7 separate regions of the Mus musculus genome follow, and regions 1, 2, 3, 4, 6 and 7 are each linked to region 5. Evidence: chromatin loops called from intact Hi-C (ENCODE). Cell type or tissue: left cerebral cortex. All regions are shown on one strand. Links, peaks and the distances in the headings refer to the core of each region. The heading gives the core; the rest is flanking DNA. Region 1 overlaps Gm32611 (a long non-coding RNA gene). Region 2 has its middle 14 kb from the start of 2610028E06Rik. Region 3 holds the start of Gm46869 (a long non-coding RNA gene). Region 4 has its middle 15 kb from the start of Gm40247. Region 5 has its middle 3.7 kb from the start of Grik3. Region 6 has its middle 20 kb from the start of 2610028E06Rik. Region 7 overlaps 2610028E06Rik (RIKEN cDNA 2610028E06 gene).

The links. A loop is a pair of places that touch in the nucleus more often than their neighbours do. Peaks named below come from ENCODE experiments on the same cell type or tissue, not always from the same donor. Only the 100,000 strongest peaks of a DNase experiment are listed, where the experiment ranks them.
Region 1: it touches region 5 in a loop (2.1-fold over the local background); 3 of 42 quality-filtered maps call a loop at or near these places.
Region 2: a loop joins it to region 5, with 2.8 times the contacts of the local background. A loop is called at or near these places in 10 of 42 quality-filtered maps.
Region 3: a loop joins it to region 5, with 2.1 times the contacts of the local background. A loop is called at or near these places in 2 of 42 quality-filtered maps.
Region 4: a loop joins it to region 5, with 2.3 times the contacts of the local background. A loop is called at or near these places in 4 of 42 quality-filtered maps.
Region 6: a loop joins it to region 5, with 2.4 times the contacts of the local background. A loop is called at or near these places in 7 of 42 quality-filtered maps.
Region 7: a loop joins it to region 5, with 7 times the contacts of the local background. A loop is called at or near these places in 6 of 42 quality-filtered maps.

The regions. Positions count from the first base shown.
Region 1 is chr4:125,158,278-125,162,593 of GRCm38, reverse strand. The region is part of intron 2 of Gm32611 (a long non-coding RNA gene); the gene reads right to left. All of the region lies in intron 2 of Gm40245 (a long non-coding RNA gene), which reads right to left. Among named protein-coding and RNA genes, the nearest start is that of Gm40245, 10 kb to the right of the region's middle. In left cerebral cortex, for the core only: a CTCF peak has its summit at 2,096 (motif pointing left); a DNase peak (open chromatin) is centred at 2,074; H3K4me3 peaks cover 202 bases.
Region 2 is chr4:125,934,712-125,939,027 of GRCm38, reverse strand. No RefSeq gene overlaps it. Among named protein-coding and RNA genes, the nearest start is that of 2610028E06Rik, 14 kb to the right of the region's middle. In left cerebral cortex, for the core only: no CTCF peak of the experiment used is centred there; DNase peaks (open chromatin) are centred at 431 and 2,445.
Region 3 is chr4:125,287,881-125,292,196 of GRCm38, reverse strand. Gm32611 (a long non-coding RNA gene) reads right to left here. Exons shown (of 5, transcript XR_001784436.2): 5 at 1,782-1,890. Gm46869 (a long non-coding RNA gene) reads right to left here and starts at 1,661. Exons shown (of 4, transcript XR_001784438.1): 1 at 1,422-1,661; 2 at 342-645. In left cerebral cortex, for the core only: a CTCF peak has its summit at 2,239; DNase peaks (open chromatin) are centred at 1,249 and 2,920; H3K27ac peaks cover 922 bases.
Region 4 is chr4:125,394,757-125,399,072 of GRCm38, reverse strand. No RefSeq gene overlaps it. Among named protein-coding and RNA genes, the nearest start is that of Gm40247, 15 kb to the right of the region's middle. In left cerebral cortex, for the core only: a CTCF peak has its summit at 2,012; DNase peaks (open chromatin) are centred at 257, 1,240, 1,767 and 2,509; H3K27ac peaks cover 2,032 bases.
Region 5 is chr4:125,484,863-125,489,178 of GRCm38, reverse strand. No RefSeq gene overlaps it. Among named protein-coding and RNA genes, the nearest start is that of Grik3, 3.7 kb to the left of the region's middle. In left cerebral cortex, for the core only: a CTCF peak has its summit at 2,426 (motif pointing left); DNase peaks (open chromatin) are centred at 2,016 and 2,380; H3K4me3 peaks cover 403 bases; H3K27ac peaks cover 1,233 bases.
Region 6 is chr4:125,940,033-125,944,348 of GRCm38, reverse strand. No RefSeq gene overlaps it. Among named protein-coding and RNA genes, the nearest start is that of 2610028E06Rik, 20 kb to the right of the region's middle. In left cerebral cortex, for the core only: a CTCF peak has its summit at 2,186 (motif pointing right); a DNase peak (open chromatin) is centred at 2,197.
Region 7 is chr4:125,910,303-125,914,618 of GRCm38, reverse strand. All of the region lies in intron 2 of 2610028E06Rik (RIKEN cDNA 2610028E06 gene), which reads left to right. Among named protein-coding and RNA genes, the nearest start is that of 2610028E06Rik, 9.9 kb to the left of the region's middle. In left cerebral cortex, for the core only: a CTCF peak has its summit at 1,775 (motif pointing right); DNase peaks (open chromatin) are centred at 1,799 and 3,509.

The DNA of each region.
Region 1 (4,316 bases), core at 240-4,239, 330 kb after region 5:
TGCCTCAAAGCTTATGGACAGGTGAGCTCAGACCCTCCCCCATGTGGCCTGGTGCTGAGGTCCCATCCCAAGCCACATGTCCAGGGTGTGGGGTCTGCACGTGCCTCACAGAAAGGCACATTGGCTTCTCTCACAGAAAGAACCAACATCCTCAACCCAGACCATGCCCAACAGGGTCCTGTCTGTGGACATGCTGTCTGTGGACATGCTGTCTGTGGACATGGCTGTGTAAGCTACCTCCATTCTAAATGAAGGTCAAAGCTGTGTTAGTTATGTTTCTCCTTGCTAGACTAACACACCTCACCAGCAGCAACTTACAGGACGCAGGGGTTATCCTTGCATACTGTAAGGGGTCATGTCCCATTATGGTGGCTAGGCCATGAAGTGGCTGGTCACATGATATTCAAAATCATGATGCAAAGAGATTTGTGCGGCCCAGATTGCCTTCTCTGTAACTATGTGACCGTGTGATGGCTGGACCATGTGCATATGGTCTCATGGGCCAGAAAAAAAAAAAAATGGTAGTGGGCTCCCCGAAGCTAGGAGTACAGGCTGTTATGGGCTGTTCCGTGTGGGTGCTAGAAAAGAAACCCAGGTTGTCTACAAGAACAGTGTGCTTTCTTAACCAATGGGCCATGTCTCCAGCCCAACTACACACACACACACACACATTCAGGGAGGACCTTCCCTGCTCAGTGAACACCCTTCCAGACACACCCAAAAGTGTGTCTCCTATGTGATTCCACTTCCCACCACGGTGACAATAAAGATGGCTCACTCTTCATCGGGTCTGAACTCTCGTCTCAAAGAGAATCAAATAAAACAACCAACCAGTAAGCACACACACCATTTTCACCAACAGAACTGGTCTGTCCAGGAGTTCTCTGTCCCCATCCAGCGTTAGGACCTCCCATATCCTTTTCAACATGGTGGGCCTGACCTGCTGGGTGGGTATCCAGTGCCCAGTGCCAGCTGCATCCGCTATGAGGAGGTTGCTACTAGCAAGGCCAGCTGCCAACCTGGAGCCTGGCTGAAAGAATCCGGCCCCAAGGGTTGTGGGTTTTTCTAAGCCCACACTTGACTCTGTCCGCACAGATCCAGTCTGTGTGTGTGGTCTGTGGGGAGGCTGCACCAGGGAGGCGTATCGATCAGGCTGGTCGGGAGAAGAAAGGAAAAAGACCTTCAAACAGCAAAGCTTCACGCCTGCAGAGGCTTGAAAAGACCCATGGAAACGGGGCATGCAGGTTTCCACCCCTGAGGTAGCCACACACTGTGGGTCGTGTGAGCCAGGGAAAAAGCACAGCTCTCTCTCTCTCTCTCTCTCTCTCTCTGTGTGTGTGTGTGTGTGTGTGTGTGTGTGTGCACGCGCGCACGTGCGCACACACCCGTATTTGTACAGGAGTTGTTTAGCAGCTCTTGAGTATGAATAACTCTCCTATACCAGCATGCATATGTAGCACCTGTACTGGCCAGAGAAATGTGTGTGCAGGCACGTAGTCACCCTGAACTCTCAAAGCATGCCTGTGCACACATGCTCAAGAACGCATGTATTCTACCTACCTGCCCTCTGAGAACTTCCCCCTCCGAGGGTGGGAGCAAGCACCTTTGTCCACTGTCAATTTTGTCACCTCTCACCCTTGAAACCAACCCTAACCAAAGGAACTCCCAGGACTGTCCCCCCCATCCGGGACTTCCCTCTCAGGAAGAAAAAGGTAGCCAGGACTGTGTTTATTCAATCTCAGATCCTGGCGACCAGATCTGCTAAGTATGTCAGAGGAGATTTTTTTGTAATTGCGGTTCCTGGGCCCCGCCCCCAGAGACTAATTGACAGCAATCTGAGGAAGGCACAGGCTCTGGAGATTTTTAGCACTGCGGGAGTGATTTTAACATGGTCCCAGGACTGAGAATGACTAAAGGCCCCTGCTCTTGTGGGCGTCCTTGCGCTCTAGCGGGACTGTTCCTGAGATGTGACGGTGGCGCTCCAGTCTGAAAACCTGAACACCGGCGTCTGAGCTCTCCTGCCTAGACTCTTCCCTAGGTAGGAGCTCAGCAAAGCTGACACACATCCACGCGCCGCGGCTGCCCCCTTCTGGACGGAGCCTGCAGCGCTCAGCTGCTGCGTGACCTGCAAGCTGGGTGCTACAGTCCCTTAGGGAAGGCCTTAGTAGGGCTTTGGTGGCATGCCCAGCTACTCAGGAGCTGAGACAGGAGGATTACTTGAGCCCAGGAATTGTGAGGCCAACTTGGGTAACATAGGGAGATGTTTTTTGTTTTTTGGTTTTTTTTTTTTTTGAAGAGACCAGCTGGGCACTAGAGCTCCTGCCTGTAACCCCAGCACTTAGGAGAGGAACAGAGAATCCAGGAGTTAAGGGGCCAACAAGGACTTCATAGTGAGTTCCAAGTCACCTAAAAAAAAAAAAACTGTCTTCAAAACAAAGGTCTAGGCCCAGCCTAGTGGCCTACTCAGGAGCAGGGGCAGGCAGACCTCTGTGAATTTGAGGCCAGCCTGTTCTACATAATGAGTTCCAAGACAGCCAAGGCTATAGAGTGAGATCCTGCCTTGCAAAACAAAACTTAAGCTGGGCAGTGGTGGTGCATGCCTTTAATCCCAGCACTTGGGAAGCAGAGGCAGGTGGATCTCGGTGTTCAAGGCCAGCCTGGTCTATAGAGTGAGTTCTAGCCAGGCTATACAGAGAAAGCCTGTCAAAAAAACAAAACAAAACAAAATAACAAAAACAAACAAACAAACACACCCTTTTTAAACAAAGGTAGGGGGGACTTCACACCTCTGCACCCTTCAGCCAATTGTGGTCTCCCCAGCCTTCCAGAAAGTCCTCTCCACCAGCCACCATCCTCCTCATGCCTTCCCTTCCTGATGTACCCAGTCCCTATACTAAGTCTCCCCTGTCACACTGGAAGTCCCCAGGGCAAAGGGAACAGGCCTGGGGTCCGCAGGGGCCTGTAGAATACAGGAAGCCTTCTCCAGTGGCTCCCTACCACTCTGGCTCTGTGTGAGCCAAGGCAGAGCTTCTCGCTCATACTCAAGCCCTGGGGCAAGGGGATCCTCCGTAAACTGCCAGGGGCACTCATCACGCTAGATGCCAGGTACACATTTTGTTCCGAGCATTTCACTAGTAATAAATCCCTTCATTTGTACCTAATTATCCTTATTTTGTTTTAGAATCTAGAAAACCAAGGCCCAGAGAGGTTCAGTGAGACCCAAAGAAACACACAGCGGGGTCAACTCAGAGCTGAGACTCAACCCGAGGGTTGGCTCAGGAAACCATACTTTTAACCACCCTTCCTTCTTAGGGGAGGAGAACCATTGGAGATCTATGTCCCCACTGGCCCAGGCTGGCTCCCCAATCCCTTCCCAGCAGAAATCGGCCTGGAGTCTCTGCCCGGCTGGCAGCTCAGGGGCTGTGTCGTCTCTTGCTTCCTTCTTAATTTTTCTGACAAGAGCAGCTGCCACGGCAGCTGACAGCCAGCCTGTCGGATGGAATGGGAAGGCGGGCCCAGACCTCGTTTGTCTGGTGGAAAAATGGATTTGGACAAGGGGACGGCTGAGCTTCAGGAGACAGGGGAGCACCCATGGGTGACCGGTACAGATGGGATCCCAGAAGGCTGGGGTGGGTACAGGCACGGGGCAGGAAGCCCTGGATGCTGGTGGAGGTCTGCGTAAGCCCCGCCCCCTGGATGCCGGAGAAAGCCTCGCTCCATCAGCTTCCCTTCCCCTCTCCCCATCTCCCTTCCCTCCAGTCTCTAATCAACTTCCTGGCACTGGGCCTGCATCAGTTTCTGGGGACAGAAGGCCGAGACAGGTCCATCACTGTCCTCAAGGACATCCAGGCTAGGGAAACTGCCAGGGAGACTCAACGATCCTGCAATGGTGCAGACACTCAAGGCCATCTGTTGGGGAGTAGCCTTTACCACGGACGATCCATGCCAACCACTCGGGCACCTATATCCTTCCTTCCCCCTTATGGTGTGGTGCTAACGTTCTTGCTTCCACAGTGTTTGAGCGCTTAAATGAATTAACCCGTGTGGTACACTGTAAAGTAGCACCTGGCCTATGACCAGTGCCTTCTCCCATTCACATCACCCAGGAGCAGACAATGCTATCTCCAGGGACCCTGCCCCCACCCGACTCCCCTTATTCATTTGTCCCACCTTAGACTCAGACCCTGAAGAACCCCTGAGGTCTAAGCTCCAGCCTACCTGAAACAAGGCCCTCTTTACCATTCACAGCAGATGAGAGAGTCACCACGTGTGATATGGCCACACTGTTCAGGTCCCTTCTGTCTGAGCTCACCCTA
Region 2 (4,316 bases), core at 151-4,150, 450 kb before region 5:
CATGCTTGTATGGCTAACACTTTCTGAACGAGTCACCTCCCCAGCTCCTAGGGAAATTTAGTGGAAAAAAATAACCCAAACTAATGGTGGTAGTTTAACCAGAAAGTGTTTCTATTCTAAAGAGCCTGTATGCATGTATATACACACAATCACCTGGAGAGCCAAAGAGCTTCATTGAGCACACCCACGTACACACACTCATGACCATCCCTGTACAGGTACTTGTAAACACACATATCACACTCTTAGATTCACATGTATGTACTCAGAGGTCACACTGCCAGTGAGCTTGCGCATGCCTACACCTACACACATTCACAGACCAGAATCTTTCCCCCTGTAAGAACAGCCAAAATGGTGAGCAGGAGCTGTTTTTAAATAGAAATTCACTCTTTGGTGTTTTTTCTCCCCTTGGCTCTGTGGCGGGGTTGGGAGGGGAGTGGGTGGGTGGAGGCAGGGGGAGCTGGCTGGAGAAGTCAGGCCTCCCCTGGATTCCTCCCCAGGCGCCAGGCTGGGAGCCTGTGGAGCCTGCAGCAGAGCTGGGTTGGAGCTGCATTATTGAGAATCCTGCCCTTTTATCTCCAAGGCAGCCAGACTTGCCTGGGAAGGAGGTCACCCCAGGAGCTGCCACAGCATCCTCTGAAAACAAGCATGGTGGACTCCGCCCAGCCTCTCCCTTGCCGCTTCTAGGAGACCTCGCTTAGGTTCTCTCCGTGGAGGCTTCCAGGCCTAACAACAGATCCCTGGCTGAAGGGACTCTAGCCAGCCAGAGCATGGCAAACATGGCTCTGATAGACCTTGCCCTGCTAAAAAAAAAAAAACGATAGATTACATTCCTAAAGCTAGCCTCCAAGGTTTATTCCCTTATTGGACCACTTCCTCTGACTAAGACTGACTACCAAGGTCTGGCTATCAAAGTATTAAAGTCCAGCAATCTAAAGTCCCTTTGGCTCACCTAATTAACATGCCCAATTAAAACTAAACACCTCATCCTAACACGGGGCTTTCCCTTGTACCTCTATGAATTGTCATTGGCCTATGGGCCACGTCTGTCTTTTCTCTATCCAGAGGCAGTCCTTTGTCATGTCCTCCCAACCCCATCCCCAACAAATATCCCTCCCCCTCTCCCTTGTTCCCTTTCCCTTCTCCCTCATCCTCTATCTCCTGTCATTCCCTGACACTATTCCTTCTGGGACAAATAAATCTGTCCTGAGATCTTGGTCTTGGGGTGTCCTGAGCCCATCCTGGTTACTTCCTGTCACCTGGATCTGGGAGGCAGTCTCAGTGCCTCAGATGACTCTGATGGGTGGGCACCCTGAAGGAAGCATTTTACTGTCATCTTAAGAGATTTTTCTCTGGGAACCCCAGAATGGGCTGTGTCCTCATTTCCTCAAGACCCTGTGCCATCTTAGTGATGGGAAAATTCTCATACATCAGGTCCCCTGGGGGATGAAGTAATAGGTGGCCGTGAGCCACCTGATGTCAGTGCCAGGGACCAAACTCAAGTCTCTTTTGTTGTTGTTGTTTTGTTTTTTACAAGAGCAACAGTATGTATTCTGCCATCTTCCTAGCTCTGGGTCATGAAAGAGACAGAGGCCTGAGGGAAAGACTTTCCCAGGCCACTCTGACAGTCAGTGAATTGGGATTGGGTCATGGACTGTGTGAACCTAGAGTTCCGTGTCAGATCAGTCAGGTTGGGCTTACTATAACAGATACTCTTGAGTCTCATTGCTTGAAGACAACACAGACAGCAAAGGTTGGCAACATCTCTGCTCACCTCAGTCACTCCTGTCAGACCTGGCTGGTGGTACAGCTGCCATCTTGGATTTACCATTTGCTGGGAGAGGAAGAAAGCTCAGTAGGTTTTCTTGGCAGTTCGGTGTGCTGGCCTGAAATGTGCAGTCATTGGCCTGAACTGGTCACATGGCTCCGCCTAGCTTAGGAAGGATGGAAATTAGTAAGAGTGAACAGAGCCAAAGGTGTCCACTTTTCCACCACCTTCACTTGACCCAGAGACCAGGCTCACGGCTGTGTCTGTCAATCTGACACCACTCTCGGCCCTTCATTTCCTCTTCACCTGCCCTAGCCTCTGGCTCTGTCTTCCCTCTTCTCTCTGCTCCCGTTAGGAATCCTTCCCCCTTCTCCTCACATTCCAGTCTGGAAGGTGTTTTAGTTTAGTCCTGGCTTTGACCCTAACCCGCTGTGCAGGGTGATCCAGGCCAGCTTTCCCTTATTAGCCGGGTTTATTTTTCCCACCCGTGTACTGGGATTCCGTCTTCAATCTTGGCCCCCACCGCCTCTTACAGAAGAGTTTCTGGAGGCTGCTGCTTGTTGAGACAACAGACCTGGGGGAACAGATTTCAGTTTCCCTCTTTTCCCGTCCCTGTTTTAGACGATCCCACACATATGTTGGGCCTGGAGGCATCCCACACGTCCTTGGAGCTGAAGGGGCCTTGGTAACACTGCCAGGAAAATGCCTTATCAGAGGAGGGTGCTCGCCCCCAAATGGAGCTGGGCCAGAGCAGTCTCTCTCTCCTCACTTCTATGGGATGGGGGCAGCTCCTGGGACACAAGAGGGCAATGTTCGCCAGTGTGGCAGGCTTTGCCAGCCTCTTGCCTCTCATCTGGAAACTGCCCAAACAGGGAGCTTTATAGCTTGAAATCAGATGGAATTGGGTGTGTTCGGGTTGGCATGGCCATAGGTAGCTTAAAGAATTTAGATTTGATGTTTAGAAGGACACTGGGCAGAAATAGTTCCTGTGTGAGAGGAGGAAGCTTAGAGGATCTTCTCTGGCCTGTACTTAATTTTCAATTTGTCTACAAAGCTCAAACATCTTGCTTTGTAGTTGGAGGTGACCTTGAACTTCTGACCCTCTGGTTTCTCCCAAGTTCATAGATCATTATAAAAACAAGTCTTAATGCCACACTAGGAAGTGAACCCAGGGCTTCTTGCACACAACGCAAACACACTCATCTGACCAAGTTATCCCCCCCCCCCCAGCTCTTTAACATTTGAAAAGTTTTGTGTTTAGCTGCGTGTGGTGGCTCCTATAATCCTAACGCTTGGGAGATGGAGGCAGGAGAATCAGGAGTTCAAGGCCTGCCTGAGTTACATAAGGAGTTCAAGGTCACCTGGTGCTACTTGAGACCCTGTGAGAAATAAAGAAAGAACTAAACCTGGAGTCTCAGGGGAATACTTGGTATTGTGGAGTGTGGAGCATCTTCTATGTTTTTCAGAGTTGATCGATATTTTGGTTTTGTAATCATCAATTCTGAGAACTCCACTTTGCATAAACACATAGAACAAAGCAGCCAAAGTGTGTTTAGGACCATTTCAGAAGCTGTTGGAAATTCTGTCCTAATCCCATGCCAGAACTCATTTAATTAGTTTTTATGAAACTCAAGTTAGCAACTCAAACAGCAATTTTTAAAAATCAAACATTCTAGCACAATACAATTCAAAGATACATGAATCCGATACACACTGAAGGGTAGTGGTGGGGACATGAGGAAAGTCTCTGTTCTCTGTAATTAAAGGATTCCATTTCAATCGGAGCAGGAAACTGTGTGGAGTAAAACTGTATTGCCTTAGTCAGGGTTTCTATTGCTGCGATGAAACACCATGACCAAAAAGCAAGTTGGGGAGGGAAGGGTTTATTTGGCTTACACTTCCACATCACTGTTCATTACCAAAGGAAGTCAGGACAGGAACTCAAACAGGATAGGAACCCGGAGGCAGGGGCTGATAAAGAAGCCATGGAGGGATGCTGCCTCCTGGCTTGCTCTCATGGCTTGCTCACTCATTCTTATAGAACCCAGGACCACCAGCCCAGGGATGGCCCCACTCACAGTGGGCTGGGCCCTCCCCCATCTCCCATCCATCACTAACTGGGAAAATGCCAGCTGGATCTCATGGATGCAATTCCTCAACTGAGCTTCCTTTCTGCAATGGCACTAGCTTTTGTCAAGTTGACACAAAAGCAACCAGCACAGTCCCCACCATGTACGGTGCTCTTGAATCTGGGTGAGGGTTTTCAGGCAATGTTCTCTGGTCTACGGTGAGATGGCACATGTAGCCTGAAATGCCCATGCTGTGTGCTAGAACTGAGGCTGTGGTGAGGTCACACGGTGCCACGTGGTGCAGCACTGGCAGCAAGCAACACCTTGGAGTCTCTGTGCTTTTGGTTTAATTAACTCTTGACCACTGTGTGTTCAGAAAGTGCTCAGTGTTGCCAGATTTCTTCCTCTTCCTCTTCCTCTTCTTCTTCTCCTCCTCCTTCTCTTCCTCCTCCTTCTCCTCCTCCTCCTCCTCTTTC
Region 3 (4,316 bases), core at 228-4,227, 200 kb after region 5:
GAATTGCACAGATCATGCAGTCTCTCACATCCTGGTTCCACAATTTCTGTGACCTTGAACCAGAGCCCTAGCTACCCTGAATCATAATCTACTCATCTTTAACATGAGCCATGCACTCTGTGTAGGAAGGTATCACATGGCTCCCTCCCCCGATTTTTTTTTTTTTTTGAGGGAGAGAAAGCTTGTAGCTGTCAGGAACAAGCTAGAACTGTCAAGAGTACATAAAAGAACTGTGTCAATCCTGAAACACCAGTCACAGCTCTGTTTATTTGCCAGAGAGGTAAACTTCACATTTTTTCTTTCCAGAATATATATATATATATATATTTTCACATACATACCTTTCATTGCCATTTCTAGGAAATCTGTAAACTTCAAATACTGTAGCTCTGCCTGGGGTAAAAGAACAAGGTGATGTTCAGTGGGGTTCAAAGGAGGGGGGAGGGGTGGACTAAATTTGAGATAGGGAAGTGGCATGTGACTCTCCCAGGGGTGCTGAAGACAAGACGAAGCAGAGAGAGGTCTTGGTTCTGTGTTGTCTTGGTCCATCCTGGCTCTGAGAATACCACATCCACAGAGAGAGCATCGATGGATGGAGCAGGTACCAACACCATGCTAAGTCCTCGGGCAACCTTCAGCAGCTTCCTACAAAACCAATAGCACAATAGATCCTCATGCCCTGCATTCCTCTCCTGGGTCCTCTGAGGGAGTGGGCACGATGGCTTGTGTCTGATGAGAAGAGGGCAAAGGAGACTGCTTGTCGCTTCCATGACTAGGTTATAAAAGACTGTACGTCTGTCCTACTTACATGTGTACATGTAGAACTCCTCTCTCTCTCTCCCTCCTCCTGATTCCCTCCCCTATTTCTCTAACTAATACTTCCTGCTCTTGTTCTAATAGGGCTGGCTGGAGAGGTCTGTGTCACCAGAAACTGAAGGCAGTCCTGGCCACTGCAGCAGGACCCACCTCACAGGCTCTGAGAAGCTGAATCCTGCTAAGACCACACACATACATTTGGAAGTGGGCTGTTCTCCAGTGTGGCCTTCCACTGAGATAGTAGCTCTGTGAGATTCTTGGGGTGAAGGGGGGTTGCCTGAGTTGAGCAGAAACCCCAGTTCACAGGGATTAAGGTAACCACTGTGTGTATATGTGTATGTGCACACACACGCGTTTAGCTGCTAAGTGCTGAGCAGTGTATTCTTCAGCATTACGTAAGCCATACGATCATCACTCAGTTTGTAGATGAGGCAACCCAAAAGTCCCCGTGCTTGCCTGTGGCACACGATGAGCAGTTGAGAAACCCAGGGCAGAAGTGAAGCTTATGTAACCTGTCTAAGACCTCCTTCTTGTACACTAAGAACCCTGACTCACTTCTGGGACTAACAGTGAAGAAGATGGGGAGGGGTGGTCCAAGGCTCTACCTTCTGCCCCACAGGTCTGTACACATGTCTGTCTGTTCCAGCTCCAGGCTGGGGTTTCGCTGGATTCTGAGACTTCTGTGACTCTTAACAAGAGCCAGTAAAACCCAGGGATTCTGGTGACACCTAAGTCTCTGTGGATGGGTATGTGGCCTTCGTCCTTGCCTGGAAAAGAAGGCAGCAGCCAGGCTCTCCTGGCTCCTACCTGCTTCCAAGTTCTCCCTCTCCCTCTCCCTCTCCCTCTCCCTCCCCCTCCCCCTCCCCCTCCCCCTCTCCCTCCCCCTCCCCCTCCCCCTCCCCCTCCCCCCCCCTCTCTCTCTCTCTCTCTCTCTCTCTCTCTCTCTCTCTTCGTCCAACCTGCCTCAGACATTCCTTCAGGAAATTCTTCCCAAGATCTGCCCTGTGATCTTCAGCTGCGGGATCCTTGGCTCAGACAAAGCAGTAGGGTGAGTAGAGGTGGCTGAGAGGGGAGCTACGGATAAACAATGACAGCCCAGCTTTAGGTTTAGAGCCATGGATCCCTCAAGCAGGACGGACACTCACTAAATTTAATCATTTGTCCAACTGCTTAGGTCTTCCCACCCCAGCCAGCTGGGCTGCTCAGCAGAGCCAGTGCAAGCAGCCCAGCTGGAAACAGCACCCACTGCCTTTCACCTTGTGATAAAGTCATTTGACCTGAGTCACCCATCAGTGAAGTCCTTCACTGCAACCCAGAAGCCATCTGTTGGGAGGAGGAGAGTGCATACCCCCCCACACACACACTTTACCAGCTCTCCTCCTCAGCCCCAGGCCTTTGTGTATTCTGGAACCCTGGGGGTCCTCAGCCAACTTCCCCTGGGCCATGTGTCCCATAGAGGGCGCTGATAACTGCTACATCTGCCTGGAGCATCCAGAAGTTGGTATTGGATAAGATGCACTTCCAGTAAGCATCATGATGCCCTGTGCCCTGAGCAGCAGGTACATGGTCAGATTCTTTCTATGAAAGACAGAGAGCATCCAAAAGCTGCCTGAAAGGAGTAGATTTGACAGAACCCCACTGCCTTCCAGATCACTCTCTCACTGCATCCCCACCCCCACCCCCCATTCAGGAATCGCTTCTATTCTGTCCTCAAGTGGACCCAGAAGGGGCAGGAGCCCCAGGCAGCAGGCTCTAAGCCCAAGTGGCAAAGATTTGTAGGAGGATGTGGGATCATCCATCTGGGGCTGTGATGGAATGGAGCCAGAGAACAGAGCGAGGTCTCGGGACCACTGCCTTTCATTGCCACCTTCCACCTGGCCACTTCCAACAGGCCCCTATTTGCACTTCCTAGTGCCGTATCCTGCCTCACAGGCTCTGAATTCCACAGGCAGAGAAAAATGAATATTTTAAGGCCTGTGGCCTGAGTCACCGTGGTTTGGTGGCGACTAATGTTCTGCAGCTGGCCCTGCCCACGGGCCTGCTTAGCATGCAATTAAGATGCAAAATAGCATCCCTCAAAAGCTCCCCTCTGGGCATCTCTGCTTTTTCCTTGAGGCCCTGGTGGATTAAGAAGCTTCTGGAACAGTGGGGAGGCACTTCTCCTGCTCTTCTTATTGGCTGGAGTTCCAGGCTGGGTTTATGAGCCTGGCTCAAGGCCAACCTGATGCTGGCGCTCCAGCTCTTCCTCCTGCCTCCTCACAAGCCAGTCCTGTACCACTGCACGCTGGGTCCTGAAGAGGCGGGTTAGAGTGCATCTCTACCCCCACCCACAGCAATGCCCACTGGCCTTAGTTTAGCATTTCAACAGTGACAGTGACTTCCACCTGGCAGCCCCCACCCCCACCGTTTCTCTGACCTCATCTTCCACTCACTTCTCCAACCACTGTGGCCTATCCCAATCCCTCCTACCACCCCAGAAAACCAACCTTTTTGCCACAGGGTCTTTGCACATGCACACGACTTTGTATCTGTGCACACTGGTTCCTAACCAATACTAAACATTGCCTCTGCAGAGTGAATTCTTGAAACCTCCTCGTCTGATAGCAAAAGCACTGTGTAGATAATTTATTGCTACCCAGGAGGTAGAATGACTGAGGCTCATGACCTGCTAGGGGACACACAGTCAAGATAGGATCTTGAGCATCGGGTACAGCCCAGTGGGTGCCCACCTCTTCCCAACTCCTTTCCAGCTCCATTTGCATTCTTGGCTGACTCCCAATACATGGCACTGTCCATGAAGACGGGACTTTTGTGATAAAGAGGTGGCTATTCCTGTTGTTCTAAGAGGAGGAGTCAAGGCCTGTGGTCTACAGCAGTTGAAAAATGGCAGCTCAACCTCAGGAACATGCAACTCAGAGGGAGCTCCACCATCAGTAGCTTCGATAGCCTGGAAACCGGCTGAAAACAGTCTCAAACACTCCCCACCCCACCCCCACCCCCGCCCCGAAAGCTCAAAGGCACATCTTAATGAGACCTGTGGGTGGGAAACATGGGGAGGTCAAGGCCACCAGAGTGGAAAAGTCTGGGTTCCCTATGTGGAACATGAAAATTGAGCACCTACAGTGTCAGATCTAGCACCTCAGGGAGCGGGTGTCTAGGTTCAAGGGGGGAATATAGACTCCTAAATGGACAAGCAGGCTCATAAGAAGCCCAGGGTGTTTCTTAAGATGGAGGCTGTAGAGGGAGCATAGCCACCAAGAAAGACCTTCCTGTAAAGTTCAGACTACATGGGAAGGACAAGTAGGGCCAGAGCCTGGGGGCCGGCTCTCTTCCTGAGAGCATGGTTAGATCCAGACATCTTTCCGCAGGCAACCAGGGTCAGTCCTCCTGACTACTCCCCCTATGCCATTTGGCTTTGACTTCCTGCTCTGGGAGGCTCCTGCCTTGCAGGGCAGAGGCCTTGCTAACCTGGAAGGGAAGATTATATGTGGCTGAGCCAG
Region 4 (4,316 bases), core at 145-4,144, 90 kb after region 5:
TCAGTTTGCAGCCCACGAGCGGATGCTCCAGGCATGGGAGGCCAGGATGGTGACAGATAGGAAACTACCATCAAGTTTTCAAGCCACAAAAGCCAGGGTCAGCCCCAAGATGCTGCGACTGCAATCACCTGCAGATGGTTCCTTCACCTGGCCCCATGCTGAGGATGTGCTCTGCCTATGTCTCTCATCTCTGGAGTAGGGGAGGGACACCCACAGCCCAGTGTTTTGCGGTAGAAAGGGAAGGAGAGGCCAGGTGAGTGGAGGTGGGAGGTGTGTGAGTTGGAAGGCAGCCTGGGCTGCATAGAGAGACTCTGCCTCAAAAACAAACAACAAGAAGTACAGCAAGCCCGGCTTGCCAAGCAGTACAATTACCAGTGCAGGATTCCACTTGAGCGAGCAGAGAGTGCGGGGGAGGAGGGCAGGGGCATGTAACAAGTGCTCTGGTGAGCACCCACAAAAGACAGCTCTGAGAGAAAACAGCTGCCTGCATCAGAAAAGCAGGTATGGGCCAGGAGCCAGAGGAGCAGCAGCAAGGAGGCAAGGGGTGGTGCCTGTCCCAAGGACTCTAGACGGAGTTGGTCAGAAAGTGGGGAAAGGGCTCAGCATTGAGCACTGCCTCCAGCCTCTAGCAGCCCCCATGGTCCTTTGCAGATGCCCCCCCCCCCTTTTTTAGAATTAGCTCATGTCTCCTCTTTGGTAGACACTCATTTGCTTCATCCTATAAATGAGGAAACTGAATCATGAAAGTGTCCCCCCCTTAAGTTGGGAGGTCCTGGCTTGTTCACCCAGGTCTCTGTCCAGCCACATATAGGCTGGGGAAAGAGTGCAGGATTCTGGCCTTGAGGGAAGCTGGAAGGAATTGAAGCCAAATGCCATGCCTAGGGCAGAAGGTTCAGCCTATGCCCTTCGCACCTTTATTCCCCTTTTCTACTGGTATGTGTGATGCTGGAGTCCAGCCTGCACCCTCAGCCTGAGCCCCAGATAGAACACTTCTATGATATATGCCCAGTGGATGGGAGATTCAAGGCTGACAATAGAGCCACACAGAGACAGTATCATCCAGGAGGCAGGGGTCACCTGGAGACAACCTACACCACCGCCTTTCTCTCAGCAGCACCCTAGGCTTTCATCCAGTCTGCCCTCCCCTACCTATGCTCCCAGCAGGTCATTTCACTCCCTGGGCGCTGTGCTGGCTCCCATGGTCTTAAAGGTCATGCCCATTGTACAGATGGGTACACTAAAGTCTAGCTGTCATGTACCTGGTCTCCCTCTCTCGCTGCACTCCTTCATACAGTCATCTCAATTCCCCACTGTGTACATGCAGAGTGTGAGTGAAGAGGTTTGACCCCTCCAGGTCTCAAGGACACTTGGTTGAATATGATGATGAAACCAGGAATAAGTCCCATTCCTCTTTCTTACTTCAGGCCAGGGAGGACACATAGAGACCAGAGCTGCACAAGAAGTCAGGGTTCACAGTGGGGGTGGAAGCTGGGTTCATGCCTTAAGTTTCAGCCCAGGGGCTGTGCTTCTCGTGGAAGGCCAGCCCTGGCTGTTCTGAGATGGATCTGGGTGGTACCCAGGACTCATCCCCTGACTAAGGCAAACCTACACAAAACAGACTGCAATCCTCGAGGTACGGGAAGTCTCACTCCCCCAGGGCTGCTGTTCTGCAGGAAGCCAGCCCTGACTCGGAAGCCCGCTCTCAACGGCACGAGCGATAGCAGTACTCCTTCTAAAGCGTCTTAAAAATAAGATCATGTATGTATAACTACACATATATATTTAGAGAGGGACTATGACAGATGGATGGGTACTCGGCAGAGTATTTTTAATCCTGGAGTCAGGATTATGTAAGGATGGGGAGAGAAACTTGAAGGCAGGTGGTAAGTCATGTGGGTAGGCTGGGAAACAAGTCACACCTCCCTCCAGCTCCACCAGCATCTGCAGGTGCCAAGATTGCTAGGACCACAGCGACGAGGCAAGAGAGGGACCCTGCCCTCCTCCCTGCTCAGGATAGGGAGAAGAGCCTCCTGTAGGTGGACTGGCTTCCTGCAGGCAGTAGTGCGGGGTTGGCAGGCCTAAGAGGGGGAAGGGAGGCCCAGGCAGGGGCCAGGCATTGCCTAGTCACAAAATCTGAGTCCTGGAAACACTCATCAATTTCCAGGAAATTGGAAAAGGCCTTGGAGATATTTTCAAGTGAGTACTTGGCTCTGAGATGCAAATTCTCTGGCATCTTCCCCATCCTGTACTTTGTTGAAGGAGTGGGGGGTGGGGAGAATCCTGAAGGAGCTGTCCAGAAGGCACATGCAGAAGGGCCACCTGGGGGGCCAGCAGCGGAGAGCTTCTCTGGGGTCACGAAGCCCCTTGCTAAAGCCAACAGGCATGTGTGAAAGCAAGATGCTTTGGGGTGATATGCCAGGAAACGTATCTTGCCTAGGAAGGAAGGGGGGGGGGGGGCTAAAGACGGGTGAAGAGAGAGGCTGGGTGTGTTTGTCCCTGGAGTCCTAGAAGAATGCTATCTGTCTGGGAGGTTTGCAGAGTCAGGCCTGAGGCAGGAAACAGGAGCCAATGGCAAAGCAAAGTCACGGTCCTTTGGAATGCTTCCCCTTGGATGGTTTTGGATCAAGGGGCTCAAAGCTGCCATTAGTAGACACCCACACCTCTTCCTGTGCAGAAGAACTCCCGTATATGTCCTCTGCCTCCCATGGCTCGTGCGGCCCTTGGCTGAGTTTTGATGGCTGCACGTCATGCCTTTCATGGGTGACCATAATCCACTCATCACCCTGTGTGAAGAAGGCAGAGTGTAGCTGGGTTTGCTATTTTATGGGTTCTTCTTTCCACCTTTTATCCTCCCTGCTTCACCCCATTACTAGACTGGAGAGAAAGGATAGAGGGGAGAGAGATATCTCCAAATACAATTTCTTCCTTCTTGTTTCTTCTTTGAGTACAACCACTAACAAACTACAACCAACCCCTCCCTCCCTCCCTCCCTCCCTCCCTCCCTCCCTCCCTGAACAACCAACAACCAACCACCTACTCTGCCTCTTGGGGCCTCTAGCATTTATATACCCTCTGAAAAGTTACCAGAATTCCAAATGTCACAAAATCACAGAAACTATCTACAGCTGGCAAAGCCACACCTTTGCCAGAGCATGAGGCAAATCACAGCTGCTGAGGACAACCCGAAGCAGCCCTGTATCCCCACACCTGGGATTAAAATGAAAACATATTCATATAATATTTCTGTGTTATTTAAAGAAACTGAAATTCTAGAATTCTCACCACAGCAGAGACTTAAGGTCGGTGGCTAAACTGGCCTTTGAATCCTGCCTGTGTGACTCCAAACCACAGTCTCTGATTTGATTGTATAGATGCTCAAATCCCATAGGCTAAGCCCTTCCCAGAGCTTGGACACTTTATAGGCTACTTGACTAAAACCAGACTATCTAGGGGTAGCTTCATTTCTCTCCAACTCAACCACAAGGAGGGCAAGAAAGTAGGCTCCACCCTTCCACCTGGCTAGGAGTGGGTCAGTAGCAGCTGCTGTCCTGGGTTGTTTCTTACTGCCCTTAATCATTGGATGGGAAGTGGAAAGCATCCAAGCAACTCAGAGGTGATTTCTCCTACCCAGGAGGCAATATTGTTCACTTCCAAGCTTTGTAGTTCTCATTGAAAAGGCGTAAAGGAAGATTCAACATGACACAGTGTATTGGACAAGGTCTGGGGGTAGCCTGGCCTCTGTGATGACCTTCAGCCCCAGCTCATATTGCAGAAAGAGAAGAGAGATGGAGATTATGGAAGACAGGGCTGGGACAGACAGAGCTCACAAGGAAGGGTAATAGATGTGACAGGGAGAAAGAGACAGTAGACAGAGAGGGAGCCAGGAAGAGATAGTAAGTAGCCATGAGAGACATAGAGGTGCAGAAATATGGATAGTTGAAAGAATAGTAGAGAAGAGACCCTAGGGACAGCCCAGCCAGCCGAGTAGACATGGAGAACTTGGGAGTGAGTGGACAGCCCCTTAACTCCTAAAGTTTCCTGTCTGATAGAGCAAAGGGCAGGAGAGGCGAGAAGTCTTCAGACATGGCAATCTTGATAGCAGTGCAGCCATACAACGAGGCGAAGTAATTAAACAAAATTCTTATCACCAATGACCTGGGAGAAGCTGAAAGTATCCTAGAATCATCAGTTACCCCGGGAGGAAGGATGGGAGGTAGGGGAGAAAGAGAGAGAACATCAAAGAAAGGACATGACACAAGAGAAGCTAGGTCACACCAAGGCCACCAGAGAGGTGCTGATGTCATGTCAGGGAGCTC
Region 5 (4,316 bases), core at 104-4,103:
TTGCGCTCCAAACAGGCCTGTTAATTTTGCCGTCTTTTCTTTCCCGCCCTATGTGGCGCAGGGCTTCCAGGCATTGTGTGGAGTTGTGAATAAGGCAGTGTAGCCAATTAGCAATTAGGAAGGGACTTCTTCCCATCTGAACTTGCACCAGTGGCCTTGGGAGCAAAGGGTTCCTGGGCTCTGCCCAATAAAAGAGAGGCGTGTGTACGAGTTCCGGGACATCCTAGGTGATCAGCTGTTATGCAGAGGTCTCTGAATAGGCCATGCTTGGGCCTTCCCTGGAGCCAGAATGGCTAGTTCCCCAATCGGGCCTCTGAATTTGCCCAAAGAAGCAAAGACACACAGATCGGCAGCGTCAGGATCCGCAGTTGCCCCCTCTCCATGGGATCTTACAGGATAGGCCCACAAGGACCTAGCAAGGAGGCATGCAGAAGAGGGGAGCAGAGGATCCATGGGACATAGTTGAGAGCCTCTTCACCGGAGACACACCCTGGCAGCGCATTGCCTGACCCTCAGATTCCACAGCTTGTTCGATTGGTTCCCGGAAGGGAAAGGACCTGGCTGTGTTTTTGAAGGAAGATAATCCTATGCCCTGACAGTGACAGGGAAAGAGCTGAGAAGAGAGCAGCTACCAGTGCCTAAGGCTGACTAACTCTAAAGGTGGCATGTGAGTGGACTGGGTACAGAGGACATGTGGCTTAGCAGGAAATGGAAGAAGCAGAAAGGTAGAGGTGTGGCTAGAGGGAAGAACACTTCTGAGGCCAGCTGGAGGAAGGAGCCCTGAAGGGTGGGGGCAGTCTCCCTAAAAGCTAGCTGAGGTGGTATCACAGTCGTACATGGATGAAGAAGATCTAAACTCCCCCAAAGGTGAGAGTATGGCTCTGTCCTCAAAGTCCCCTCACCAGCACCCCCAGGAAGCAGGCACCCCAGCCAACTGCATCCCTAAGCAGTGTGTCTCCGTAACCAAGGATGGAGGCTGGTCTCTGGCTCCCTTTAAGTTGCAGTGGGCACAGCCTCCTGGCTGCAGTGATTGTATATGGCTCAGGCAGGGTTGAGAGCCCCTCTTGGAACGCTGGGGTAGATCTGGGTAGAAGTTGCTATCCCCAGTTCAGGACCTGACATTTGCTCTTGACCCAAGTTGTGTGTGATGCTAGGGCATTTCCACATGAACAGCAGCAGCATCCCTTTCCGCCATGGGGGACGGGTGGGATGCGCTACACACCACACACACACACACACACACACACACACACCAGCCTCAATGACAGCCAGGACTCTCCTGATTACCATACATTTTCTGCGTTCCAGGAAAGGTACTCACAACCTTGTCTGTCACTCCATCTGATCCTCCCCATGACACACTGTGACAGTCTTTTGTTATTTTTCCACTTTACAGATGACGAACCTAAGCTTAAAAAGTCCAAAGACATACACAGCTAGCTTCTTTCCTCCTTCCCTCTCTCCCTTCCTTTCCTCCCTCCCTCCCTTCCTTCCTTCCTTCCTTTCACTAATATTTATTAGGCGCTACTGTTTGCCAGGCTGGGTTCCCACATAGACCCAGCAGGCTGTTGAGTTGACAGTATTGCCCTGTGGTGTCCAACACCACCTGGGCTGAGCGGAAACAGCTCTATCAAGAGCCTCTTGGCCCCCTGCAGAAACCCCTGTAGCCTCTGGCTGCCTGAGGCGGGGCAGAAAGCAGAGAGGGATGGGGTGGGGTGTCCTTAACCAGAGTAAACTGGAGAGCTCAGCCCCCACCCCTCCCCCAAATCTGCAGTCCTCTCAGGCCACCCCAAAGCCAGCAGATAGCCGGATTGGCAAGATCTCAATCCCCCTCTCTGGAGATTGGGAGCCGCCAATCCTGGCTTTTGGAATTGTTGGTAAACAAGCCTACCCACCAGCCAGGCCTCAGCTCCCCGCTCCCCCATGAGGCAGCCAGCACTGGATTTATGAGGCCTCCAAACCTCATTCAGACTAATGCAGCTTTTCATTCCCAAATAAAAGGGGCCGCTGTCTGAAAGGACAAGTGCTCCCGAATTTCATTAACATCCCCTAAAACGGCTGAGCTGGCCCAAGCCGCTGCCAGCTAGATTCATGCCTCCCACTGGCTCACAGGTGGGGGTGTGGATAAGGCTTGGAAGAAGGGGGCAATACCTTCAGGGCCCCCAAGCCCCCAGTCCCTTCCTCCAATCCCTACGTCTGTGGTTAAGGAGGGGAGCCCCCATGGGTGGCCAAGCTAGCTCCTCTGGATGTGTCCCCCGTGTGCGTGTTTTGTTTAGACTGATCCACTCGGCTCTCAGTCCCTCCACAATCACTGTGAGTGATGAGGCCCTGGGCTCGAGTTACTGAGATTCATGACTCCGCTTCCCGGGGAAGCCACTGAGCAGAGCGCGCAGTTCCTGAGTGGAGATTCCTAGGACTTGAGTGCCCTCTGCTGAAGCCTGCTTATTGTCAACTCCTTTGCAGGCAGGTGCTGATGGTCTGGACACTGTAGCCCGGCCTGCGGGGGCCGGGGGGGGGGGGGTGCGCTCTGGACCCTTCCCTCTGTGACTCAGAAAATGGCCTACTGGGGTTGTAATTTGCAACCCACTCTTCTGATGCTGTGGTGAGAACAAGAGAGAAAGAAAAAGAGAGAGACTGCTCAACCTGGAGGTCTCCATCTCCAGACCCCACTCTATTTCCCTGGACCCTCTCAACGGCCAAACACACACTTACCACAAAAGTCAAGAGGTGACCTATAGCCTTAGAGACAGGCACATCAGTCTGGGGACTTTATCCCTTCCCCGTGTCCCAAGAATGAAGAGAACAGCATAGGTCAACAGCCACCCAAGCAATCGGCGAGCCAGGGAAAGGGACATCACCTTAGATTTTTGTCAGGAGCCAAGCAAGTTCATTCCCACTGAAGTCAATTCTTGTGTTTATTGTCAGCTTAACCTGAGGCTGCGAGTTATTTCTCCGCGGTGAGGGAAGACAGGTAGACAAGCCACCGGAGATAGGTTATTTTTACTGACGTCTGCTCTTCAGTGGTTGGGGACAGTAGCTGATGCACGGATACTCATACATGGAGATTCTTACTGTATGTGCACACAGTGGAACAGCTGCTAATGGGTAAGGTGGAGAGCCAACCCACTGCTGTGAGATGAGGCTCCTCCCCTGGCTTCCCATGACTCCAGTAATGGGGACCACAGTCACGCTAGCTGGCTGACTCCAACAATTACCCAGAGTCCCTAATTTACTTATGCGATCATTCATTCATTCACTCACTCATTAGATCACCCATTCATCTTTAGCCCCTTAGACAGCTACTCACTCATTGATTCATTTGTTCTTTTCAATCCCTTACCAAATTCTCCCCTCACCCATTCATACGGTCAATCTCTAATTAATTCATCCAGTCCCCCCATTGATCCACTTAGGCATCCACTTACAGGAGGCTTTTGTGTGTTTGTTTGTTCACTGGAGCCCTCACTTGCTTCTTTATTCATTCTCTCACTCTTGCGTTCACCAGTTCCTTCATTCATACATTCGCACAGTCATCTGCTCCTTTGTCATTCATCTGTCCACTCGCTCAGTCACTAGTCCTTTGTTCTGCCTCCTAGCCACGCACTCCTTCACCCTCACACACCTCCCCAGAAGACCCAGCAAAAACACCTGCCTGCTGCTTACCCCAGCCAATTGGGGCTGAGCCTCAGATGCCCTCCAATCACTTATGCCAACCCAGGACACTCCAGGAATGTGCTGAGCTCTCCACGACGCATCCTTTAGAGCTGCTGCTCCTCCTACCTCCCACTGTACCATGATATTCAGCAACCTTCAGGATTCGGCCCTCATCTCTGGCCCCAGGAATGGTCTAGCATCTGTCCTCCTCACAAAGATGAAGAAGGCCCTGAAAGACCCAGCATCTGTGCCTGATGATGGATGGGACACTCTGGAGGTCACGTAGTGCCACCACACAGAGCCAGGAGTCACACTAGCTTCCAGTTGCAGCCCTCTTCTCTTGTCCTTGAAATAACCCAAGTGTACAGGGATGAAGAAACGGGTCCAGAGGAGCTAAGGAACTTGCAGGGGAGAGTGGAAGCTGGCCATCCCCCATGCTGGTGGAGAGTGGAAGCTGGCCATCCCCACACTGGCGCCAGGAAGAAGGCAGAGAAGAATGTGTCCACATGTATGTGAATGAATGAGCAAATGAATGAAGTAGTGAATGAATGATGTGCCCTTCCCCCTAATAACTATAAGTAATGAAACAGAGTTTCCAACTCACATTTCTAGCCCTCAAGTCCAGTGCTGTTTCAGCTGCTTAACGATTCAGTCCCTCTCAT
Region 6 (4,316 bases), core at 203-4,202, 460 kb before region 5:
CATATCAGATATCTGCATATCAGATATTTACATTATGATTCATAATGGTACAGAATTACAACTATGAAATAGCAACAGAATAATTTTGTAGATGGGGGTCACCACAACATGAGGAACTGTGTTAAAGAATTGTAGTGTTAGGATGCTTAGCCACTGTGACAGACTCTCATGTGGGTTTCAATTCATTCATATGGACATTCATTCATTCATTCATTCATGATTACCTACTATGTATTTTGTCTCAGAGGGGAAACTGGGAGGGTATGTGTGTATGTATGCATACATTCATGCATCTGTGCGTGCATGTGTGTGCATGCGTGCACATGTGTGTGTGTGTGTACATGCCTTGGGGACTCTCTCCCATTGCCTGAGACTGGTGGGTTTCTCTATTGCAGAGGAAAATAAGGGTGGGGCTGGTCATCGCTGTTGTTTATTTTTTCTGAGAGCAAGCACATGGCCCCTGCCCCCAGCGCTGGCAGAGAAGTCGATAGCAATGGATTAAACTGCGAGAGGAAGGCCGAGAGCACAATTGGAAGAAAGATAAAGATAATTAAAACTAATTCTAACTTCTCTCAGAGAAATCAATTTCATAACTTCTCTGCGTCCCTAAACTTCTTCCTGAGGCTCTGCAACACTGAGCAAAGGTCACAGGTGTGAGGCATGCAGACACAGGTACATGTATGGAGGTTTGTGTTTGCATATGTGTGCCTACGTGGCTTCCTACATGTGTGCATGCTTGTATGTACACATGTATACTTTACATATGTCGTGGCACATGTGAATGTATTAGATAGAGATTCATCTAGGTTTCCAAAGGCTCATACACAGAGGTGAGCATACAGCCTCACCTTTGACCCTAGAAGAACAGGTATGTAAGGGCCAATGTTAGAGAGGCTGGGAAGGATTAGTCCCAGAGTTCTTTGTTTCTGTAGACTGCCTGAGACTTGCCAGGAACCACAGCAGCCAAGGAGTCAGGCTGGGGCTAGACTGCTGGCCCAGGATTTCTTGTCCTCTTGGGGAGTCTCTGGCCATGTAGGGGAGGCAACAGGGAGTAGAAGGTCTCATCCCACCCTCCATAAGATCAGCTCCTCACCTTGCCTGCTCATGCATCCTTCAAGCTCAGGCTGCACACCTACTATGTGTCAGGTCCTGTGGGGTCTCTAGCTTGGTTGGGTTGGGGTGTTTACTGCTGTGGGGCTGTCTGGCAGCACTGTCTGGCTGTGGGGACTGGAGAATGGTGCTTTGTGTCTCCCACTGACAGCTTCTAAAACTGAGACCAGGGAAGAACTCCCCAAAGAAGCACAGGCTCTCAGGCGCCATTATTCTTGGTTCTAGATACTTGTTATTATTGCTGTCATAGCTGGTCACTTCATACAAGGAGCCCATGGTTTGTCTCCCAGGGAACTTCCTGGTGTGTTCCCCGGAGGAAGTGGACCAGGCATGGGGTCATACCCACAGTCTCCAATCTTGTTGAGTATGCTCAATTCAGGGTCCGATCTGCACAGACCCGGGCACCCAATAGGTCCTTTCCCGCTAATGTGGACTCCCTCCAGTAATGGAGAGGATGAATGGAACAGGATGACAATTGCTCCAAAAAATGTGTCCCTCAACCCAAGGGACCCTTTCTTATCTTTAAAATAGGGGCAGTAGTGGAGTTGAAGCTCACTTGGTAGAGCTAGCACAGGGAGTGCCTGTGTTTGAGTCCCAGCACCACACAGACCGGGTGTGGTGGTAGAGGCCCATCATCCCACCACTAGGAAGGTGGAACAGAGAGCATCTGGAGTTCAAGGTCATCTTTAGCTACATGCTAAGTTTGAGGCCAGTTTGGGTTATTATGTCCCTGTCTCAAAAATAAAGTAAAACAAGACAAAACAGAGCAGGGCAATAGAATCGACATGGCAGATGCTGTAAGCTTAACACAGATACCAAGCCTACATGTGCTCCCCCACGCCCCCAGTATCCCCTTCTTGTAAGCTCTGAGCTGTCAGAAGAGAGTCAGCCATTGAACAAGGAGCCTGGAAAGCTTCATCCATGGCTACAGCTGCCCGGAAGTAAAAGGATGGATGAGATGCGGTCTCTCTGTGCCTCCGGGGCAGGGCAGGGTGTCTGTGTTCTTCATGCTGGGAATGGGGGACCCTTGTGGGCTTCATAACCTAATGTTAGTGCCTGAAGTTGCCAAAGACACCTCTAGATGGCAGCATTGGAGAGCCAGAGCAGGTGAGTGTGGCTAGGAGGGGGCTGGGTTGGAGCTGCCTGAGGGTAGCAGCCAACCCTGGGTCCCTATGTCACACTCTTCTCTACCCCTGAGGGCAGAGGTGGACTGGGTGCAGGTAAGAGCCACTCTGGGACTCCTGGATTGGGAAGGAGTCCAGTCCTTTCTCTTTAGAGAGTCTTCCTGGGCAGAACACAGGGCAGCCACCTCTTTTCAGAAAACCTGCACCCCCTTGGGAGCACCACAGTCCGGGTTCCTCTGCTGCTGTACCCTCCCAGTCCCTTTCTGGGATGGGGTGAGAAGGGCTCCCAGCATCAGGACAAAGGGTATCCAGGCAGCCCCCAGTATGAGCCAGCTTTAGAACTGCCTCTGCCTTGTCTCTTAGAATCTGTACTTTCCTTTCTCCAGGAATCCAGGGGGCAGCAGGTAGGAACACTCCACCTCCTCCTAGGGGTTCATAAAGATAGGGAGCTGGGGTCAGGAAGATATTTAAAGAGTAGGTTTCTTGGCCAATTCTCCATAGGGCTTATGCCTTTGGAGGGCATAGTAGCAGCTCCTGTTGGTCCCTCTGCAACCTCAGGTAGTGGCTGGGAGAAACCTCAGCCTTCCAGGAAACTCTACTGGAGCAACATGAAGTGAACTCGGCATGCGCAAAGCTGGAGGGTCAGCCAGCCTCCGGCCACGCCCCTAGGCAGTGACAACACCCAGGTCAAGGACACTCAAGCCTGAGTGTGCCATTGGCTCACTGTGGCCTGCAGCAGACCACGTCTCTCACACAGCAAACAATAGCAATAGCAACAACAACAACAACAACAACAACAACAACAACAATAATATATAATAATGGCTCCTGTCTACTGGATATGCCATTTTAAGCAAACTGTCTTATATCATACCAATGACTTTCCTCAGTGAAGACATAGGGACTCAGAGGGGAGAGAGTGACTTGGCCAGGGTTACACACTACATAGCAAGGACTCAGATCCAGGACAGCCTGAAGTCAATGCCTCTCAAATCCTTCATTGCAGGGAGTGTGACACCCCTGTCCCCAAGCCTCCCCAGGAGGCACGGGAGAAGTCAGCTGTTGTAGGTTTTTACTTTAGCCAAGAACAGCCTAGGATAGCTAGTTAAATTTGAGAATCAAATGACAAGTGAAAACTTAATATGTCCCACACAATATTTAGGACCCATGCTCAAATCCATAAAAGGTAGATTTGTTATTTATCCAGAAGCTCTGGAGAGGACAAAGCATTTTGCCCAGCACTTACTAAGTACTGAGCCAGAGGGGTGGGGTGAAGAGAGGGCAGGCAAGACATTATGTGTGGGGCCAAGCTCTGCCACTCAGTGTGACATAGGACAGCTACTTCCCTCTTGAAGGGACATGCTTGGATGAAGATGGCTTGAAAGTATCCAGAGATTGTGGCAACATGCGCTCTGTGTTGCTTGGTGGTGAGCGCAACCAGAAGCCAGCATTTCCCATACTCTCTCCTCACTCTCCAGCCAGCAGTTGTTGCCAGCCTCAGCCCCAGAATAAAGCACGGGAGTAGGTTGGCGAGAGCTGTGAGGGCAAGGCTATGTCACAGGGACTCTGAGGTGACTCCACTCTGGCGCCCGAGAGCCTGCACACACAGCCTGGTGTCACCCTTTCTAGCTGAGAAGCCCCTCACTTCTGAGACTCCATCCCTGTACCTGGCAGTGGAAGAGACAAGACTTCACCTCTCACAGGCCATTGTGCAAGCACCAAGAGAGGGTAGAGGGGACACCTGGGGTGTAATGCCTCTGCCACAGTGTCATCTTGTTGCCAGGGACACAGGTCACACCACCAGTGTCACCTTTACCTGCCATCGATGCAGACTTAGGAAGATGATTCATTGTTCCCGGGGGTGGGGGTGGGGTGGGGTGGGGTGGGGTGGGGGGGAGCTGAGCCTTATGTGTTGGCGTTAAGTGACGTGAAACTCCCCATTCAGCACACACGCATGTCTACTCTATCCTGATAGGAGAGGAACTGTCTCTTATGCATCTCCCCCAGTGGTGACCTGACCGAGGTTTTCTGGCTCTTCATCAGAGCCAGACCACAGCCTGCAGCCACCCCATCTTGCCATTG
Region 7 (4,316 bases), core at 95-4,094, 430 kb before region 5:
CAGAAGTGTCACATCTTTTTGAACTTTTGAAAGGAGCAGTGACTCATGGGCAGGGAGGGAGGGAGGGAGAGAGAGAGGGGGGAGGGAGGGAGAGAGAGAGAGAGAGAGAGAGAGAGAGAGAGAGAGAGAGAGAGAGAGAGAGAACATGAATGAATGTGGTACCAGAGCAGTGGTCACTGAGCACCTCAGAGTGGCAGCCTCCCTTATTTCCCATTGGGCAGAGTACAGAGCTCACCCTGCAATCCTCTTACCCAGGCAGGGCCACCAACAGACTCACTTGGAAAAGGTCTTGGCTTCATGCAAGGATAACAGGGATTCCCCGATTTTTACATTATGATCCTACAATCCCATTGGGGGGAAACACAGCTCATGGAGAGGCATACTCAGGGGCATGCGCACACATATGCATATGTACTCTGCATGTAGCCACAGGTGCATCATCTGTTATAATCACAGGCAGAGCCCAAGCCTCCCATGCAGACCACAGAGTCCCAACTCCCCCATGCACACCACAGACAGAGCCCCAGCCAGTCCCCATTCATGTCTTGAGCGACCCCCCCTTCTCACATGAGGGGAGGAGCTAGGAACAGGACAGCCTCTTCTCTCTCTCTCTCTCTCTCTCTCTCTCTCTCTCTCTCTCTCTCTCTCTCTCTCTCGGCAAATGGTCTACCACTGAGCTGTAATCTCCATTTTTCTCTTCCTTTTTCTTTTGAGACAGGGTCTTGCTAAACTTCCTAGGCTAGCCTTGACCTCTCTCTGGATGGAGCCAAAGCTGGGGCTTGAAGTTGGGATCCTCCTGCCTCACTCACCCTTTCAAGTAGCTGGGATGGAAAGCTTAAGCCAGCGGATGGGGGCATTTTAGAAATTACGTCTCTTAATCCAATGGCTCTGGGTTAATGACAAGGAAGATCTGCCTGGGTGGACCTGGCCGAGTCAGGTGAGGCTCTGCAGGTGGAAGAGGGGTGGGGCTTGTCTGCCATGAGCTCCCCATATACAAGCAAACATGGTTTCAGGGGAACTTGGAAGAGGAGCTTAGTACAGCTTGATCAACGTCTCCATTGTGAGAGGCTGTGTTAGGTCTCCTGGCCCGTGGACACCATAATATGATATTTGTTATTCTAAAGTGTTGTTCTGTGGAACTGAGCAATGCAGTAGCAGAACACATACCACAGTATCCCATGTGACCAAGGCACATAGCCATAGACAGAAGCACTCATTTCTATGCAGGCATCATACATGCAGACATTCATGTATCCACTTACACACTCATTATAGGCACACATTTACACACACTATAAAATATTCACACACATGAATATATGTAAACATAAATAAATATGTAAATGTTCTTAGATGTACATGTATACATCTCCTAACATGGATGGAGGCATGTAAAATCTATGCAAACATTCCTATTCACCTGAACGCAGTTAGGGAGGGTGCCTACACATGTTCACACATCATAACAGTGACAACATGCTGGTTGCTTTGTGTGAGCTGGCCGCCGCTCTGAGTTCTTCAGGCCTACTAACCCAACAAATTGATAACTACTCAGATGCATACATGTGGTCTATGCACTCTGATCTGTGTGACCAAACGTCTGTAAGATAACACACTGTCCTGAGACACAAAGGACAAGGGAAAAAAGCTCTCAGGTACAACAGGCTCCCTGGTTGTTTCTGGGGAGCATGCCCTGCTCCCTCTAGCACCTGCAACTCAACCCAGGCACTCTCACACTGGTCCAGATCACCCACATGTACATCTCAGTTTCTCCACTAGGTGGCGCTAAATTGGCACCTTGAGTTTGATGGGCAGGCCACTCCCACTTCCATTGGGTGTGTGTCTGAGTGGGGGCAGGGCGGAGTTTACGTCTTGGGTGAGGAGAGGAGCAAACACTACTGGCCATTATAGTCCCATCTTCCATCTGCCCTTTTATTTCAACATAGTCCAATATGTCCTTGGAATCCCAGCTCCCGGGGCCATTGCTGCTGTCCTCAGTCCACAGCTGAGAGTGCTGGCCAGTCCTGGTCTTGCCTGACAAGCCCCTGCCAAAGACACCCGCTCAGCTTTTACTAATTTGTTTTTAAAAACCCTTATGCACCATTCACTGCACCCAAGGGACTGTCCAAAGTGCCTCATGAGTGTCAACTCACGTGGTCCCGGTAATAAGACCTTAAAAATCTTTATTGCTATTTATTTATTCATTTATATTGTGTGTGTGTGTGTGCGCGCGCGTGCGTGTGCGTGTGCGCGCGGGTGCCCCTGAAGCCAGCTGACATGGGTACTGGGAACCAAATTTGGATCCTTTGAAAGAGGAGCAAGTAGCTGAGTGATGGCTGCCTCCTGACCCTTAGGTAGGAACACTGTAGCGAGTGTAGGATCAGAGTTGAGGTAGCTTGCCCAAGCTCACATAGCCCATAAGTGATGGAAGGATAACCATCCTTCACCCCATTTCAGAGACTGAGTAACCCAGCACCGACGTCAGCGGGTCGCTGGCCTTGAACATGGAGGTCAAGCCTAGGGGCAGTTTTCTCCCTGGAGCATGGGGTGAATCCGGATGAAGGCTTAGGCTGTTGATGAGTTAATGATCTGCGACAGGAAACCCCCTGCCCAGTGCTGCTTCGGCTGCCTCTCCATAGGGCTTTCGGGGCCCCAGAAGCCACTTCTTGGCCAAGGGGGCGCTGTTTTTAGGGCTTTCGTGTGGAATCTACAGAAAGGACATAAAAGGCAGGGCCGGCTCACAGCTGATACCCCGCTGTGGGTGAGTCTATAGACTCAGACGGCGGAATGGGCCTTTTACAAGATACACAACCCATTCTACACTCAATTGCATCCCATAAATCAGGTTAACCTTTTCAGCGCGGCTCGGGGAAAATTAATTACTCATATCGGAGCACATGACCTTTTTCCTGGCCAGCACGAGGCAAGCCGCTGGGGAGTGCTGGCTTCCTGTCCTTCGCGTTACAGCAGCCTGGCCTCCAGGAACCCACCCAGGGCCACACAGTCAGCCAGGGGCAGCAGCTACCTGTGGGCTTGCCAGAGATATTTCCACGGGGTTTCCCAGTGTCCTTTAACCCCAGCAGAGACTGTGTTCTCATTAAGCTACCCACAAGGTGCATGTCAGGAATGTCCTCTTGGGGAGTCTGGCTTCACTGGGGAGGGGAAAGGACAAATGGTTAAAGGTTCTGTATTGCCTCCTGAGAGACCTTCCACAGAAACCGGAGAGAATCCAGCCGAGCTTCTTTTGGTTGATTTCCCTAATAGAGTCTACCGCTGGCCTTGTAGGTCAGTCCACAGCGTTCACAAAGGGCCGTCTCCCACCCAAGCAAAGCCGACATCTCAGCAAACGGCGGTCTATCACCCGCTGAGTAGACAGCCACGCAGGCAGTTTGCACTGGAATTTACATTTTTCTTATGCAGCTCTGGGGAATAAGGGTAAAAGGGGACAAGTCCTCTAGAGACTTCTAGAGACTTCTAGTTCAGCTGGGACATGAGACTCACAGTGCAGATTTACTGAGTAGGTGAGGCAGGCTCTCAGCCAAACCTGGAATAGTTTAGTTCTTTTTTTTGAGACAGGGTTTCTCTGTGTAGCCCTGGCTGTCCTGGAACTCACTCTGTAGACCAGGTTGGCCTCAAACTCAGAAATCCGCCTGCCTCTGCCTCCCAAGTGCTGGGAAGGTTTAGTTCTTAAAGGGCCGGTCAGCGCATGCTTGTGTGCGTGTGCGTGCGAAATCATGTGTGTATGTATGTATGTATGTATACATGTATACAGGTGTACATGCATGTCCAGGTGAGCATGCACATATATGTGTGTGTATGTATGCATGTATGTATGTATGTATGTATACATGTATACAGGTGTATATGCATATCCAGATGAGCATGCGCATATATGTGTATGTATGTATGTATGTATGTATGTATATATGTATGTATACATGTATACAGGTGTACATTCATGTCCAGATGAGCATGCACATATATGTGTATGTATGTATGTATGTATGTATGTATGTATACATGTATACAGGTGTACATTCATGTCCAGGTGAGCATGCGCATATATGTGGAAGCTAGAGGTCAAGCTTCGTCCACCTTGTGCTTTGAGACAGGTCTCTCATTGGCCCAGAGCTCTCCAGACTGGGTCTCTCATTGGCCCAGACTAGGCTGGCCAGTCAATGAGCTCCAAGAATTTCCATGCTTCTGCCTCTCCAGAGCTGGGACCACTGTGCCTGGCTTTTTACTTGAATGCTGGTGACCAAACGCTGATCCTCATATTTTCCAGGTAAGCACTTCACCAAGAGAGCCATTTCTCC